Linked DNA regions of Homo sapiens: regions 1, 3 and 4 are each linked to region 2. Evidence: chromatin contacts called from ENCODE Hi-C or POLR2A ChIA-PET data. All regions are on one chromosome and are shown on one strand. Each heading gives the region's core, a stretch centred on a gene start or an enhancer-like site at or near the end of the contact. The rest is flanking DNA. Distances are from core to core; before and after follow the strand shown. Region 1 overlaps LBH (LBH regulator of Wnt signaling pathway). Region 2 has its middle 24 kb from the start of LCLAT1. Region 3 overlaps LCLAT1 (lysocardiolipin acyltransferase 1). Region 4 overlaps LCLAT1 (lysocardiolipin acyltransferase 1).

Evidence for each region. A loop is a pair of places that touch in the nucleus more often than their neighbours do. ChIA-PET counts read pairs that join two places held with the same protein, here RNA polymerase II (POLR2A). Pooled maps may share reads with other maps.
Region 1: a map of CD8-positive, alpha-beta T cell shows a loop between it and region 2 (2.0-fold over the local background). The contact joins two enhancer-like sites. A Hi-C loop is called at or near these places in 6 of 168 maps with a recorded cell type or tissue (CD4-positive, alpha-beta T cell, CD4-positive, alpha-beta memory T cell, CD8-positive, alpha-beta T cell and 1 more) and 10 of 50 pooled maps. POLR2A ChIA-PET finds 5 or more read pairs at or near these places in 15 of 52 experiments (AG04449, B cell, BJ and 10 more).
Region 3: a pooled map shows a loop between it and region 2 (3-fold over the local background). The contact joins two enhancer-like sites. A Hi-C loop is called at or near these places in 1 of 50 pooled maps. POLR2A ChIA-PET finds 5 or more read pairs at or near these places in 3 of 52 experiments (activated CD4-positive, alpha-beta T cell, activated CD8-positive, alpha-beta memory T cell and activated T-cell).
Region 4: a pooled map shows a loop between it and region 2 (2.3-fold over the local background). The contact joins two enhancer-like sites. A Hi-C loop is called at or near these places in 2 of 168 maps with a recorded cell type or tissue (cardiac septum and heart left ventricle) and 1 of 50 pooled maps. POLR2A ChIA-PET finds 5 or more read pairs at or near these places in 3 of 52 experiments (A673, activated T-cell and naive thymus-derived CD8-positive, alpha-beta T cell).

The regions. Positions count from the first base shown.
Region 1 is chr2:30,251,765-30,255,376 of GRCh38, reverse strand. The region is part of intron 2 of LBH (LBH regulator of Wnt signaling pathway); the gene reads right to left. Among named protein-coding and RNA genes, the nearest start is that of LBH, 22 kb to the right of the region's middle. Within about 2 kb of position 2,281, at least 23 of the 41 ENCODE cell types and tissues checked have a DNase peak (open chromatin) inside an H3K27ac peak, as active enhancers do; they include CD4-positive, alpha-beta T cell and CD8-positive, alpha-beta T cell, where a contact is called at or near this core.
Region 2 is chr2:30,421,053-30,424,700 of GRCh38, reverse strand. No RefSeq gene overlaps it. Among named protein-coding and RNA genes, the nearest start is that of LCLAT1, 24 kb to the left of the region's middle. Within about 2 kb of position 2,105, at least 16 of the 41 ENCODE cell types and tissues checked have a DNase peak (open chromatin) inside an H3K27ac peak, as active enhancers do; they include CD4-positive, alpha-beta T cell and CD8-positive, alpha-beta T cell, where a contact is called at or near this core.
Region 3 is chr2:30,564,082-30,567,437 of GRCh38, reverse strand. The region is part of intron 4 of LCLAT1 (lysocardiolipin acyltransferase 1); the gene reads right to left. Among named protein-coding and RNA genes, the nearest start is that of LCLAT1, 120 kb to the right of the region's middle. Within about 2 kb of position 1,482, at least 6 of the 41 ENCODE cell types and tissues checked have a DNase peak (open chromatin) inside an H3K27ac peak, as active enhancers do.
Region 4 is chr2:30,582,504-30,585,717 of GRCh38, reverse strand. All of the region lies in intron 5 of LCLAT1 (lysocardiolipin acyltransferase 1), which reads right to left. Among named protein-coding and RNA genes, the nearest start is that of LCLAT1, 140 kb to the right of the region's middle. Within about 2 kb of position 1,482, at least 2 of the 41 ENCODE cell types and tissues checked have a DNase peak (open chromatin) inside an H3K27ac peak, as active enhancers do.

The DNA.
Region 1 (3,612 bases), core at 1,032-3,531, 170 kb after region 2:
CTCTGTCTTCCTGACCAGGTTGGCCCAGAAGTTCTGCCCTCAGACGGCGCTGTGCCCAGACGTGCATGTGCCGAGCGAGGAGCGCCACGTGGGCTTTTTGGGTGCGTCCTCATTTCTTGGGTGGGGCCAGAGCCCCCCATGGGCTGTGAGGACACAAGGCGCCCTCCAAGCATGAGCTCTGAGAGTGGGTGAGAGGGACCCCGATGGAGGGAAGCCCACTACAGGTCACGAAGCTCTTTCAGATGTCAGCTCGTTCAGGGCTCACTGCCACTCTAGGAATAGTAAGACCCGGGACTCTGTGGGTCACATGGCAGAGCCAGGATTCAAACCTACATCTGCTGTTTTCAGTGCCTGAGCCTTCTGGAAAATGGATTAGGCTGCTGCTGGGTCTCCACCCCATTTCACAGATGGAAAACTGAGCAGGGAGGGAGAGTAAGACTCTGGGCCTTCACTGCCCAGGCAGCTGTGAGGGCCCCAGCCCAGGAGGTGAGCTTCCCAGTCCCAATGCTTGTTTTAAACCTTCAGGATCCAAGACAGCGCCATAAGCTGTCAAGAGGAGAGGGGGACCTGCCCTGTGAAGAGCCTGGCCCTGCCTCCACCCTCTGACCTCACTGCCAGGATTGTGCCTACCTGTGCCAGGGCCACATTGTCAGGGCTGGGAGAGTGAAAACCCAATTCTAACTATGACAGCCTAAGCCAAGGAAAAGCAAAAGGCATGACAAGCAGGGCAGGCCCAGCAAAAGGAGGAGGGGGGGAGGGGGAGGAGGAGGAGGAAGAGAGGAGGAAGAGGACGAAGAGGAGGAGAGGGGTGGGAAGCATTGGATTTCACTTCAAGCTGGAAACAGGTCTTTCATTAAAATAAGGAAAAAAATCTAATGATGATGATGATGGATGAAATTTTTCCTGAGCAGAATCTCAAACCTCACAATAATTCTAGTTACCACCCCCCAACTTATCCACAGTTTTGCTTTTCTTGGTTTCAGTTACCCACGGTCAACTGCAATCCCAAGATAGGTAGGTACGGTACAATAAGATATTGTGAGACAGAGACAGAGACAGAGAGAGACCACATTCACATAGCTTTTGTTGCAGTATAGTGTTATAATTGTTCTATTTTATTGTTAGCTATCATTGTTAATCTCACATTGAGTCTAATTTATAAATTAACCTTTATCACAGGTATGGATGTATAGGATAAAACATAGCATATGTGGGTTTGGTATTATCTGTGGTTTCAGGCAACCACTGTGTGTCCTGGAACGTATCCCCCAGAGATAACGGGGACTACTGTAACCCTATTTTGTGGATAAGAAACCTGAAGCACAGAGACGGTATGTGACTTGCTCAAAGCCACGCACCTGGGAAGCAGCTGAACTGGGATCCAAACTCAGACCTGTAGGACTTCAAATGAAGCGTTCACTTGATAGCATGGGTTAAGCCACACAACCCAGGTGCTCACTATGTCCTTGACCACCATTGTATAACTCCGGTCAAGTCCTCTCAACCCCAAACACCTCAGTTTCTCCTTTTGAGACATGAGGTGACCTTCTTGTCTCACTAGATGGGTACAAGTTCTTGGCAAATATAAAGATGATAAAATACTTTGAGGACATAAGCAAAATTGAAACTATAATGTCCTCTTTGGAGCAGTTTCAAAAGAACTACAGTAAGCATCCAATCTCCAAGCAAGAGGGAGTCATATGAACACAGTAATTAAAATAATTCCAAACAGCGCCATTCATACCGAGAGCTCCACAATTAAGTCTTTTAAGACCTTGCAAGAGGTCTGAGAATTGAACTTCTGATACTGCTTAGCTGCCAGAGGACTTTGCTCCCTGAATTGCTCGAAGCAAGCACTGTTTAAATTTTTTTGTTTGTTTGTTTACAAAGCCTATTAATTGTATTTTTAAAAATTACTACAATAATCGAACCCTTCCATCAGAGATCTTATTTTATTATCAGATTATACCCATTTGGGCCTCAAAATTGTAGCTCTCTCCAAACACAAAAAGTACCCAGAACCAACAGCTTCTGGTTTCCTTACAGACAGACAGAAAGCCTTGCAAAGTGCTGCTGAGTAATTTGCCAGCACAATCTTATCTCTGACAGCTGCTTCAGAGGCTGACCCCAAGGAGGTCAACATTTTTCCACTAAGTCATGCTTTTTAATCATCTAGGCAGCAGAAAAATGAGAGGTTGCAACTGCAATTTGACGGGTGGGGTAGGCAGTGGAAAAAAGGACTTGAGTCAGACTTGCCAAGCACATGACAGGTAGGGGTTGAGGCGGCAGGCCAGGCCGGCATGCTGCCTGCCTGCAGGAACTGGCAGGGAGTAAAGAACTGCCCCTGTTCCCAAAAGAAACTGCTTCTGGTTAAACCTCTTTCCCCAAAGTGCTCCTTCTCTCTGTACTACAGAAAGGCAAAAACAAACACAAATCATTTTCCCTTCTCTCTGCAGCTCTCAGAGGCATTTCTCACCCTCAGCCCAGGGTAGGGCAGGTCTAGAAGAATCCACCCCCAGCTGTGATTCTCCCAGCCCTACACCTTCCTCCCTCTGCCAGCCCTGGACTCCACATCCAGCAGCCACATTGGGCTGCCAAAGCTGATGGCTGAAATGAATCCAATGGACACCAAGTGTGTTAGTCCATTCTCATGCTACTATGAAGAAATCCCCAAGACTGGGTAATTTATAAAGGAAAGAGGTTTTTTTTTTTTTTGAGACGGAGTCTCGCTCTGTCACCCAGGCTGGAGTGCAGTGGCACGATCTCTGCTCACTGCAAGCTCCGCCTCCTGGGTTCACGCCATTCTCCTGCCTCAGCCTCCTGAGTAGCTTCGACGACAGGCGCCCGCCACCACGCCCGGCTAATTTTTTGTATTTTTAGTAGAGACGATGGTTCACCATGTTAGCCAGTATGGTCTCAATCTCCTGACCTCATGATCCGCCCGCCCTGGCCTCCCAAAGTGCTGGGATTACAGGCATGAGCCACTGCACCTGGCCTAAAGGAAAGAGGTTTAATTGCCTCACGGTTCCACATGGCTAGGAAGGCCTCAGGAAACTTACAATCATGGTGGAAGCGGAAGCAAACACATCCTTCTTCACAAGGTGGCAGGAGAGAGAAGTGCCGAGCAAAGGGAGAAAAGCCCCTTATAAAACCATCTGATCTTATGAGATCTCACTTACTATCATGATGAGAATGGCATGAGAGTAACCGCCCCCATGATTCAATTACCTCCTACCAGGTCCCTCCCATGAGACAAGGGGATTATGGGAACTACAATTCAAGATAAGATCTGGGTGGGGACACGGCCAAGCCATATCACCAAGTTCCATCCTTTGCAAATGGAATGAAGCCTTGACATTTACACACACCATGAATCTCCCAGGTCTTGCATTCTCCACTGTGTAGAAAAGTAAGCACCATTGTTCATCTCAGAAGCTCACCCTCAGGCCCAGGATTCTCTGCTCCAACAGCCTCTGCTGTTGGTCGGCCAAACAAACGCCCTGGGCTTCCCTGAAACATCTTGCTGCCTTCATCATCCTCATACTAAATCATCTATCCAACAAAGCAGCCACTCACCACACAGGGCCATTTAAAGTTACATTAAATTGATGT
Region 2 (3,648 bases), core at 856-3,355:
CTCCTCCTAGCATTCTTCCAGAGCCTTCAAGGCATCACCGGCCCGTGTTCCAACGTCCCCTGCATACAGTTCTCTCAAGCTGCTTTTAACACTTGATTACCTTTAGCCCTTTATAACTGTGTTTCCCATTTTTAGACAGTAATCTCCTTGAAGCTGAGGACCATGACTTATTTGTCTTTGCCTGGCACAGAAAACATGATCCATAAATGTGTGTTGAATAAATGAATGAATAAACACTTCATTGGAGGGGAATTGAATGAATAGGCTGGTTCTAGAATGAAATATGCAGTTTGTGCCAGGCATTCTGACTCATTCTGCCTTCAGATGAACAGGGATGGCATTTTGGGCTTACATTAATTTATTCAATCATTTATGTACTCAAAAATTGTGTATTGAAAGCCTACTATGTTCTCGACACTAATATAGGAGCTGTTTTATCAACAGTGGTAAAACAGATAAACTCTTACTCAGGTGGAGCTGACATTCTTATAAGAAGGATAGATAGGCAGGGCACGTTGGCTTATGCCTATAATCCCAGCACTTTGGAAGGCCGATACAGGCGGATCACAAGGTCAGGAGATCGAGACCTCCCTGGCTAACACGGTGAAACCAAGTCTCTACTAAAAATACAAAAAAATTAGCTGGGCGTGGTGGTGGGAGCCTGTAGTCCCAGCTACTCGGGAGGCTGAGGCAGGAGAATGACATGAACCTGGGAGGCAGAGCTTGCAGTGAGCCCAGATCGCGCCACTGCACTCCAGCCTGGGCGACAGAGCAAGACTCTGTCTCAAAAAAAAAAAAAAAAAAAAAGGATAGATACTCAGGCCTGCTGGAGAATTAGTGAGGCTCCATGGAAAATGGAGATTTGGGGTCTTTTGTTCAAATAGCAGGAGAAGAGTGTTGTTAAAGGTACTAAAATATAAAGCTTTTTTGTTTGTTTTCTGCAGTTTCCCTCTCAACTTGTCATGGCATTTTAAAATTTGCTATATAAGATCCTTCTAAGAAAAATGATCATTTAAAAATTGTCACCATAAATTTTATCATTTATGTTTATGTTGTATAATGCCAGTTTTAAATATAGGCATAAGAGTGTTTAATGAAATTACAAAATTCATATTTTATAGCTCATACATGTGTATGGACTTAGTTTTTAGCAGAACAGTGAAAACTCTGCATAAAACTAATTCAATGATTTTTATTTCATTTCCTAATATATGACATCCTACCAACACCGCCTGCCTTTGGCATGCTGATGAGGGAAGAAGGTCTAAAAAGACTATGGGTTGCCCAATCTTTCCCTTTCCTTCTATGCCATTATTTTCGGTGTATGTGTATAATTGAGGCACTGACAGTCCCCCGAGGCAACATGAGAACTTGCTTCAAATGTAGAAAGAAAGTAATGGAGTTCTAAGGAACACAAATGACCACGGAATCCTATCATATCTTCTTTTTTTTTTTTTTTGAGACAGAGTCTTGCTCTGTCCCCCAGGCTGGAGTGCAGTGGTATGATCTTGGCTCACTGCAACCTCCACCTCCAAGGTTCAAGCAATTCTTGTGCCTCAGCCTCTGGAGTAGCTGGGACTACAGGCATGTGCCACCATGCCTGGCTACTTTTTTGTATTTTTAGTAGGGACAGAGTTTTGCCATGTTGCCCAGGCTGGTCTCGAACTCCTGAGCTCTGACAATCCACCCGCCTCGGCCTCCCAAAGTGTTAGGATTACAGGCATAAGCTACTGCCCCCGGCCCCTATTATATCTTTTCTTATTCATGTTACTTCCCTGCAGTATATTAGGATTGGCTTAGAATGTGCCTTTCTAGAACCACTGTATATTTAAAAAGAACCACAAAACCTTTGACCCTCTTTCCACTATGTCTTTTCCAGTATGTGTCTTCATAAAAGGGAGCTCTGAAAAGCTTAGACCCAGAATATATGCTCACCTGCATGGCTCAGTGATATAGGAATTAAAGGATTCTTGAGTAAAAAGAATGAGTGTATTTGTCACTGTGGCAAGGGTGTTGGGGCGATGCTAGAGGATATGCGACAATGTGTGTGGGTGGTGAGTGCATGTCATGCCTGGGCGAGGCTTAGAAGGGGTGTGGTATGTGTTCCTGTGTGTATGCCCTGTGTGTGTGTTGGGGGCGGGGGTGGTATTTGTGGCACATATTTTATGTGTCTGTGTGATTGGTAGATAGGGTTTGTGGTGTGTTTGTATATGTGTGCAATATGAAATGAATATTAGTTTTAGTTTTTTCAGCACACTTTTCCTCTGGGCTGTGTAGCCCACAACTTTTGTTTCCCCTGAAATGCCAGTCTGTTCTCATGTTCTTCTAAGTAAAATAACATGCAGCTTTTAGACATTCACAAACAAAACCCAGTGGTTTTTATCTGAGTCAAGCGCTCCCTGGGGCTTTGCTCTTTTTTTTTTTTTCTCCTCTCCTTCCTGTAAATCCATTTTATGCGTTGGAGCTAGAAGATGACATCTTGTTACATCATGTTAGACAGCACCATAATTTTTTCCAGCTAACCATTTCCAATCTGGCTAAGCAGACAGAACTGAACAATGACAACCAAGCAGAAATAAAGGATCGGCTCACAGCCCTGCAGGGTGGACTCGGAGGAGCCTTGTCCCCAGATCTGAAGTCGACTCGCCGTGTTTTAAGTTTTAACTCCTTAGATTGGGGAGGACGAAATCTGTTCAGGTTCACAGCTCTTCCAGTGATAATGCATAGTCTTTCTCTGCTGGAGCTGAGGATGCCTGTTGTGGGGAGGGGCCTCTGCAAGGGGAGGGAGCAATAGGGTGAGACTGATGGCTTGCCTGAGGTCCTTTCTATACTATGCACAGGTCAGGCCTGTCTTTTGCTTTCCAGCTGCAGCTGCTATTTATAGTCTTGTCTCTGTTTGCTATTCTGCCTGTGACCCCTGTAGTCAGCTCAAGGCCTGTGTTTAAAAAGAGCTCTTCTATGCTCATGTTCAAGCCCACCACGGAGGCTTTCCTTTAGCAGTCTGTGTGCCAAAACTCAGTGAAAGGTCTCTGCAGATCCCCTCCCCACCTCCTGGTATGCCGTGCATCAGATTGGGTGTCTGAGTTCCCTCAACGTTGCCATGCATCTCCACCTGCAGCCTGTGATGTGGTGAGAAATAGTTCTAGGTGGGAGTTGTGCTATATCTCTTACATCTTATTGTGGGTGTTCTGCCAGAATGCCCCTTCCAAACAAATCTCATTATGTCAGCCTTTGGCCTAAAAATATTCACTAACTTACTAGCTGTACTGCCTAGATAACTAAGACAAAAAACTTTAAGATCTATAAAGTCAGCGATGTGTATGAATACCAAACTCAGAGCCAGGTGATCCAAGTTTGAACCATAACTCCAAGCTGTGTGACTCTGAGCAAGTCAGTGACATTCTCTGAGCTTCCCCATCCTGCTTGCAAAGAGATTGCCTGCTTCGTGGGGGTGGGGATGCTGCAAGGACTAGGTTGAGAAAGTAACCTGGAAGCCTCCCTACTTGCACATTCTGCTATCTCAACTTCTCAGACTTCCCAAAAGAATGTGGCAACAAATGAAGGTGGGGAGGAATTGAGATGCTCTGGAGATAACAGAGAAAAAGATTTCTAGGTGTGACTCAATCAGCCAGTAATGGATTTTTTTAA
Region 3 (3,356 bases), core at 233-2,732, 140 kb before region 2:
AACAGAAGGAAAACAGAGTTTCAAAGTACACTTCGAGGCTATATTCTAAGACTAAAGAAAAAAAGTGTTAAAATGCATTTCAAAGCTGAGATGCTCGGTTATACTTACTGAAATTAAAAAAAATTATAACAAAGGCATAAATCGATTTTTATACATTTTCTGAAATTCATATTCATATCTTTTAATTTGTTTAAAAGATTTCATGAAAGTCAACATTCAATGAAAATTAAAATGCTAATAACTAAATTTTTTTATAAAACAATCCCTATATAACAAAATTGAAATATTAAAATATAAAATGCTAATAAAATAAAACTAAGACACTAACAAAATACAATGACCTAGACATCCAGAAGAAATAACTAGCAATCAAATATATCAGATCAACATTCTTTAAAATCCAATAATTTAGGCCTTCAATGTGAACTGAAATATCTGCCTTGCTCAGGCACAGAGTATGTTAATATTACTAACCCAAACCGCTCCATAACAAAATGGGCACATGATTAGCACATCATGTACAAATATCTGAACATGGTTTGGCTGAATATAGTTACGGAGTCAAGTACATGTTCCAGTTGTTGGCAAAACCTTCTTTTTCCATTCCATGAGGTAACTTTACAAGTTCCAAGAAGAACCAAACCCATTATTCAGCAAATACATTTGGAAAAAGTAAAGTGTTCAGAAATTTGGCCTCAACTGCTGGGAGAGATCATGAAATACTTTCTGATGACAGCAGATGTTAGAACCCGCAATCCTCAGCTGCATTCCGAAATTGATAAACTATTATTCCAAGTCACAAGAAAAATATCTATATCGACACAACTTTACTAGGAGTAAATTTAAGATCACGGAGTCCTCAAAGTCTCCAAAAACCATAGACGACTTCCACAACACTGAAATATTCAAAGAACACTCCTATAGAAGGTGTTACATCATTTTATGATAAAGGAATTGAGCCGGGCAAGTCAAAAGTAAAGGCCCTACACATGAAGAGTAGTAAGTTCCTCTCATATTCATTTGAGGATATCCTGGGCATGGGGCTACAAAACAATATTTATATTATAGACAGCTGACAGGACCTTAAATGGGATTAGGAATCCCATAGACACCACAAAGATGAGTAGTAACTACCCTTTAGTTTGGTCTTTCAGTTTATAAAACTCTGGGGATTCTGAAAGCAAAACTGAACTGTTGTAGAATGTGAGTACAAGTATAAACAGCTCTAAAACAAACAGTCACAATGTGGGACGGTAAAAATGATCAGAAATACAGAGAGATTAGAGATGTAGACTTTTCCATCTACCCCCTACTTCATCTACTCATCCCCAGACTCTGTTATTGCACTAGCATCCCACTTTCTGACCACAGCCTCCTGTCTTGTCACGTTACTCCCTGTAATTCTCCCACTCCTACACTCCTTCCGCCCATGGGACTACTAGCAGCTATTCTCAAACCAGCTGGGCATGTTCCCACCTCAGGATCGGTGCAGTTGCTGCTCCTCCCTTCACCCAGAATGCCTTTCACCCATACAGCTGCACGCTTTTCTGCTTTGTTCATTTAGTCCCTACTTAAACAGAAACTTAACAGAGAGGCTTTCCCTAACCACCTTAAACAAAACAGCACCCTACACCCCTTCTATGACTCTCTCTCTCTCCTTATCCTGCCTTATTTTTCTGCATAGCACTTATGACTGACATATTTTTATTAACTTATTAGTTTATCATCTGTCTTTCCTCACAGAACGTAAACTTCGTGAGAGTAGGGATAAAGATCCAGGCACTCATATATGTATTAAAAAGAATAAGTTTTATGTATATAGGTGTTATGTTATATGCAATAACATAATTGTTAGAATCTTTCCAAATCAGGGAAATGGAACTCAAAATTATCACATACTAATTGTGATGGCTAATTTTATATGTCAACTTTAATAGGCCACGATACTCAGGTATCTCATCAAATATTATTCTAGATGTTTCTGGGAAGGTATTTTTTAGAAGAGACTAATATTTAAATTAGTAGACTGAGTACAGCAGATGACCCTCCACAATGGGAGTAGGCCCCATCAAATCAGGTGAATGAAGACCTTAACAGAAAAAGACAGAAGTGCCCTCCTCTCCCCAACAAGGAAGAAAGAATTCTGCCTCTAGACTGCCTTTGGCCTTGAACTTCGACTACTTCCCGGGATCTCCACTCTGCCACCCTACCCTACAGATCGTGGACTTACCAAACCTCCACAACTGTAAGAGCCAATTCCTTAAAATAAATCTCAACCTCTTTCTATATATACACATCCTACTGGTTCTCTTTCTCTAGAGAACCCTAACTAATATGCCAATACAATATAGAACTCCCTAACCCAAGAATAACGAAGACATATGTATGGGTGCACATATGTCTGTGTGTGACCAAAATGACTCAAAAGAAATGGACCAAAATTAAAATAGTGTTCACTTATGGGCAGTGGGATTATAGCAAGTTTTGTGCATACTTCTATGTTTCCAAATTTTCCCAAATTAACATATATTGCTTCCATTAAAAAGTTATAACCAACAATAAAATATGAAGATAGAATATATGTAAAGTTAGATTTAAATGCACTAATTTAAATGTACATGCAAGCTAGATTCAGGACTTAAATTATAAAACAGTCTCACTGGGCTGAAAAACCCAGTTTAAGGTTAAGTATGGTAGTAACTAAACACCTTTTAATTAACAGATACTTTTTCCAAACTGGAGATATTTTGTTAGCCTATTTTTTAAAATGATTTTTTACCAACTCAATAAAATTATCTGTATTCTACTGTTAAAAAAATGTTTAAAACTTCAGGATCAGTCTGTTTTTTCTCCTTGGCAAAGTCTAGCTTCAAAGGTAAACATCATTTGCATTTAAAATATATATGCAACTACATCATGTAATGGTGAGCACTATGGACTCCAAAATTATGCAACTAGATGGAGAGTTCATCACCTACAAAAAGAAACCTGAGAACAAATACAGAATGAAAAAAGTTTTACATATACATTTTATGACTCTGAAGGTCTAATGTATGAACATATTAACACTAATGTAGCAGTAACATATGACCTTTCTTTCATTAGTTTTTATTTACCAAATAACTTTCAAAGTTGGCATTCTTTGGTGTACATTTTCGCATTCACAAATATAAACCTATCATTTCAGTGAATGGCTTTCTATACTCTATATTTATTAAATAAAGCTGATATTTCAATATCAAAATTTAGGTATTATACATTCTAAATATTATAAAATTTAAATATGGCCACCTGTCACTTATAATTTCCTAATGATAATTTAGTTCTGGAAATCAACTTACAACTTACAATAATAT
Region 4 (3,214 bases), core at 233-2,732, 160 kb before region 2:
AACAATGGACCACAGAGTATAACCGATAAGAGAGAAAAGCATGAACACAGAAGGATGATTATGGATAGGGAAAAAGCATAAGGGTATTAAGGGAAGAGAGATCTTAATGAGAGTAAAAACAGCCTAGAGAGTGAGATGTTGCAATTTAACGTTTAACAGGTGGAGCAATTCCTGAAGACAAGATCCAAACTATGAAGTAGTGTGAATAATGAGGAGATCATGGAACTGGCATGAGTTATCATGCAGACGGTGAACTTACCTAAGAATGTGGCTAGACTAGAGAGGGAATGGAAGACTGAGCCAGGTGCTAAGTCTCCCCTCTCCAGTGAAATGAAGGCTGAGGCAGAGGATGTAGTGAAGGGTTGACTGATTTCTGAGAGAGGTAAAAGTTGCTATATTTAGATGACAAAAGGCTCAAAAAAATGTTTTTTGACTCGGTATTTTTTTTTACCGAGGATGGATAAATCAGAGGTAAATTAAGAACATTATATGGTAGTGAGATATGAGAAAATGAACAGCGCTTGAGAGGGAAACAAGGAAGAGGCATGGAGTCAGGAGACAGCTATGTTTTAATGAAGGCAATAAGGCAGATAGCATGGTCAACACAGAGGTAGTTTGAAAAATGAGCCCATCATCGTGATGATCAAGATTATTTCTCATTTACCCCATAGAGACTGTAACTTGGCTACAACATCACTCTGATATATAAAACCTTACCTCTACTCATGTCCTTTAGGTAAGCCTAGAGGGTTTTTTTTTTTTTTTTTTTTTGAAATATAGTAATATTGGTTCCTTATCAGGGCAGCAAGTGGTTCTTCCACTGGCAAACTTTTCCGATCACCCAAATCACCGGCACAAAGGAACATTGTTGGAAAGATCACTGATGCTTTATGATGTGCTTGAGACATCACTGAAGAACATAAAACTTTTATATTAGTCTAGAATATAGCCAGTTTTTATGGATTCTAATTATTACAGAGGCCTGATGGCCCTGAAGAAGATAAAAGTTGGACTAACTGCCATCATAGAACATTTTTTGCTAAGCTGCATCAGTATCTACAACCAAGTTTTGCTACTTAGAAAGCACTGTCTAATTATACACAGACAATAAACTAGAAAGAATTACAGCAAGAAATCCAGAGAACCTTCCAGGATATTGTCAGAGTGTGGCCATACACCATCAAGCTCTATACCATACAAAGCAGTGATATTCTTTAACCCTCTTTAAGACTGTGACATCTGTACCTACCATACACATTATATCTTGAATGAATTCATTAAAGTCAACAAGAAGCCTTCCTTATTATTAAAGCCATTCTAAATGTGATTCAGCCAGCCAGAACAGTTAAGAACAACTGCAACAACAACAAAGCTATTTTTGGCTAGATGCATTGAGTGCGGGTAAAAAAAGGAAGCAAGAACAGGGTAGTCAACAGGCTAACAGGGTAGAGAAGAGAGGTTCACGCATGTAACTACAACACTGAGGAATCTTAATAGACATACAGTTAAACTGCTACACGGATTCAGAAAAAGAAAAGACCAGTTTGGCTGACGGGATCCAAGAAGATGGCCACAAATAGAAATAAAAACAAACACTGCATGTTCTCACTCATAGGTGGGAGTTGAACAATGAGAACACATGGACACAGGGAGGGGAACAACACACACCAGGGCCTGCTGAGAGGTGGGGGGCGAGGGGAGGGAAGTTAGAGGAAGGGTCAACAGGTGCGGCAAACCACTTTGGCACACGTATCCCTAAGTAACAAACCTGCACGTTCTGCATATGTATCCTGGAACTTAAAAGGAAAGAAAAGAGCCCTTCCCTTATCTTCTTGTTTATTTCAAACATTCCCACCTAATTCAACATGAAAAAAACCAAACCAAAGCAAATTTAAAATCCTGAGTGGCTACACAAACACCACATATAATATACATACCAATAATTAGAAGCCTGAAAAATCCAATGGGTAGAAATTTAACAGTATTGGTAAAGACTGCCACAGAAATGATGGCAGCTCACTCGTCAAGATTCATTTTCTTCTTTTCTCTCCATTTGCTATCACTTAATATAATACACTGGCCAAATTCGGACAATTTCAGCAGATGGACCTGGAAGCTAAGGGTTTTATCTTTTCCAACCACCCTTCCCCAAGGTGAGAGTATGATGTTTCAGCATTATCTTGCCAGACAGAAACTGCATTGGGGGTTGTGGTGGGAAATCTGTTTACAAGTGGATGGACTAAAATACTGAAACAGAAAAAAAAATCAAGTATGTGCTTTTTAGGCCTTGGGTAAGGACAATGGCAGCCAGAGGACAACACTGCTATTGTGGTGATGTAGAACACTATTTTTGGATGGCACTTTAATGAAACAACGAAACCCATGATCTTAAAGTTTACAGAAATGAAATTTGACTTGTAATTGCTACCTATCTCTATTCCCAAGATAGCAAAAGAGGCAATAGATGCATCTGAGAAACTTCTGGTTTAGCTCCTCAAATTGCAAATTAAGATCTAAATACTGAGTTTTATTTTAACAGTAAGCCATACTATCATCCTTTTGATTAATACCCAATAGCTAGTTATATGTGTTGGCTAATTTAGCTTATCTTAAACTTGTGTGCCAACACTTTAAATAAAAACACTTTAAATAAAGAGCTAATTAGAGTATAAAATAAAATGAACTGGTTTATAGTGCAGAAAAATGGTCAGCAGAATACAAAGATCTGAATTATTAAAAGTTCTGAAGTCATAAAAGAGGATGACCTTTATAAAAGAATAGCAATCTGCTTCAATTTATGTAAATGTTACAAGCTATTAGCCAATGGAACTTAAGGCTGCATAAAAGGTGAGAATTCTCAGGCATATTCCATCATACTCTGTGACATCTAACATTCCCATTTTCTGTAATTGCTGCCTCTTTGATGTTTTCATCCTGAGTTTTCCTCTCCTAGCCAAACGTTATAGGGCCAATAGAATATGATGTTGCACTTGGTACACAAAGTTCCCTCAACATAGCACGGTGAGTCAGTGAGTGAGAAATAAACTAAAATAAAATTTAAAAGGAAGGCTATGGGGATGAAATTTTTAAAAGGAATCTGGGCTTATGATACATTATGGCATTTACATCCAAACTATTAGAAAAGTTGCTGTAAAAGCTGCATAATAAGCAAAGTTGGACAACAGAGATTGTGCTTGGCATAAGCTCCTTACAG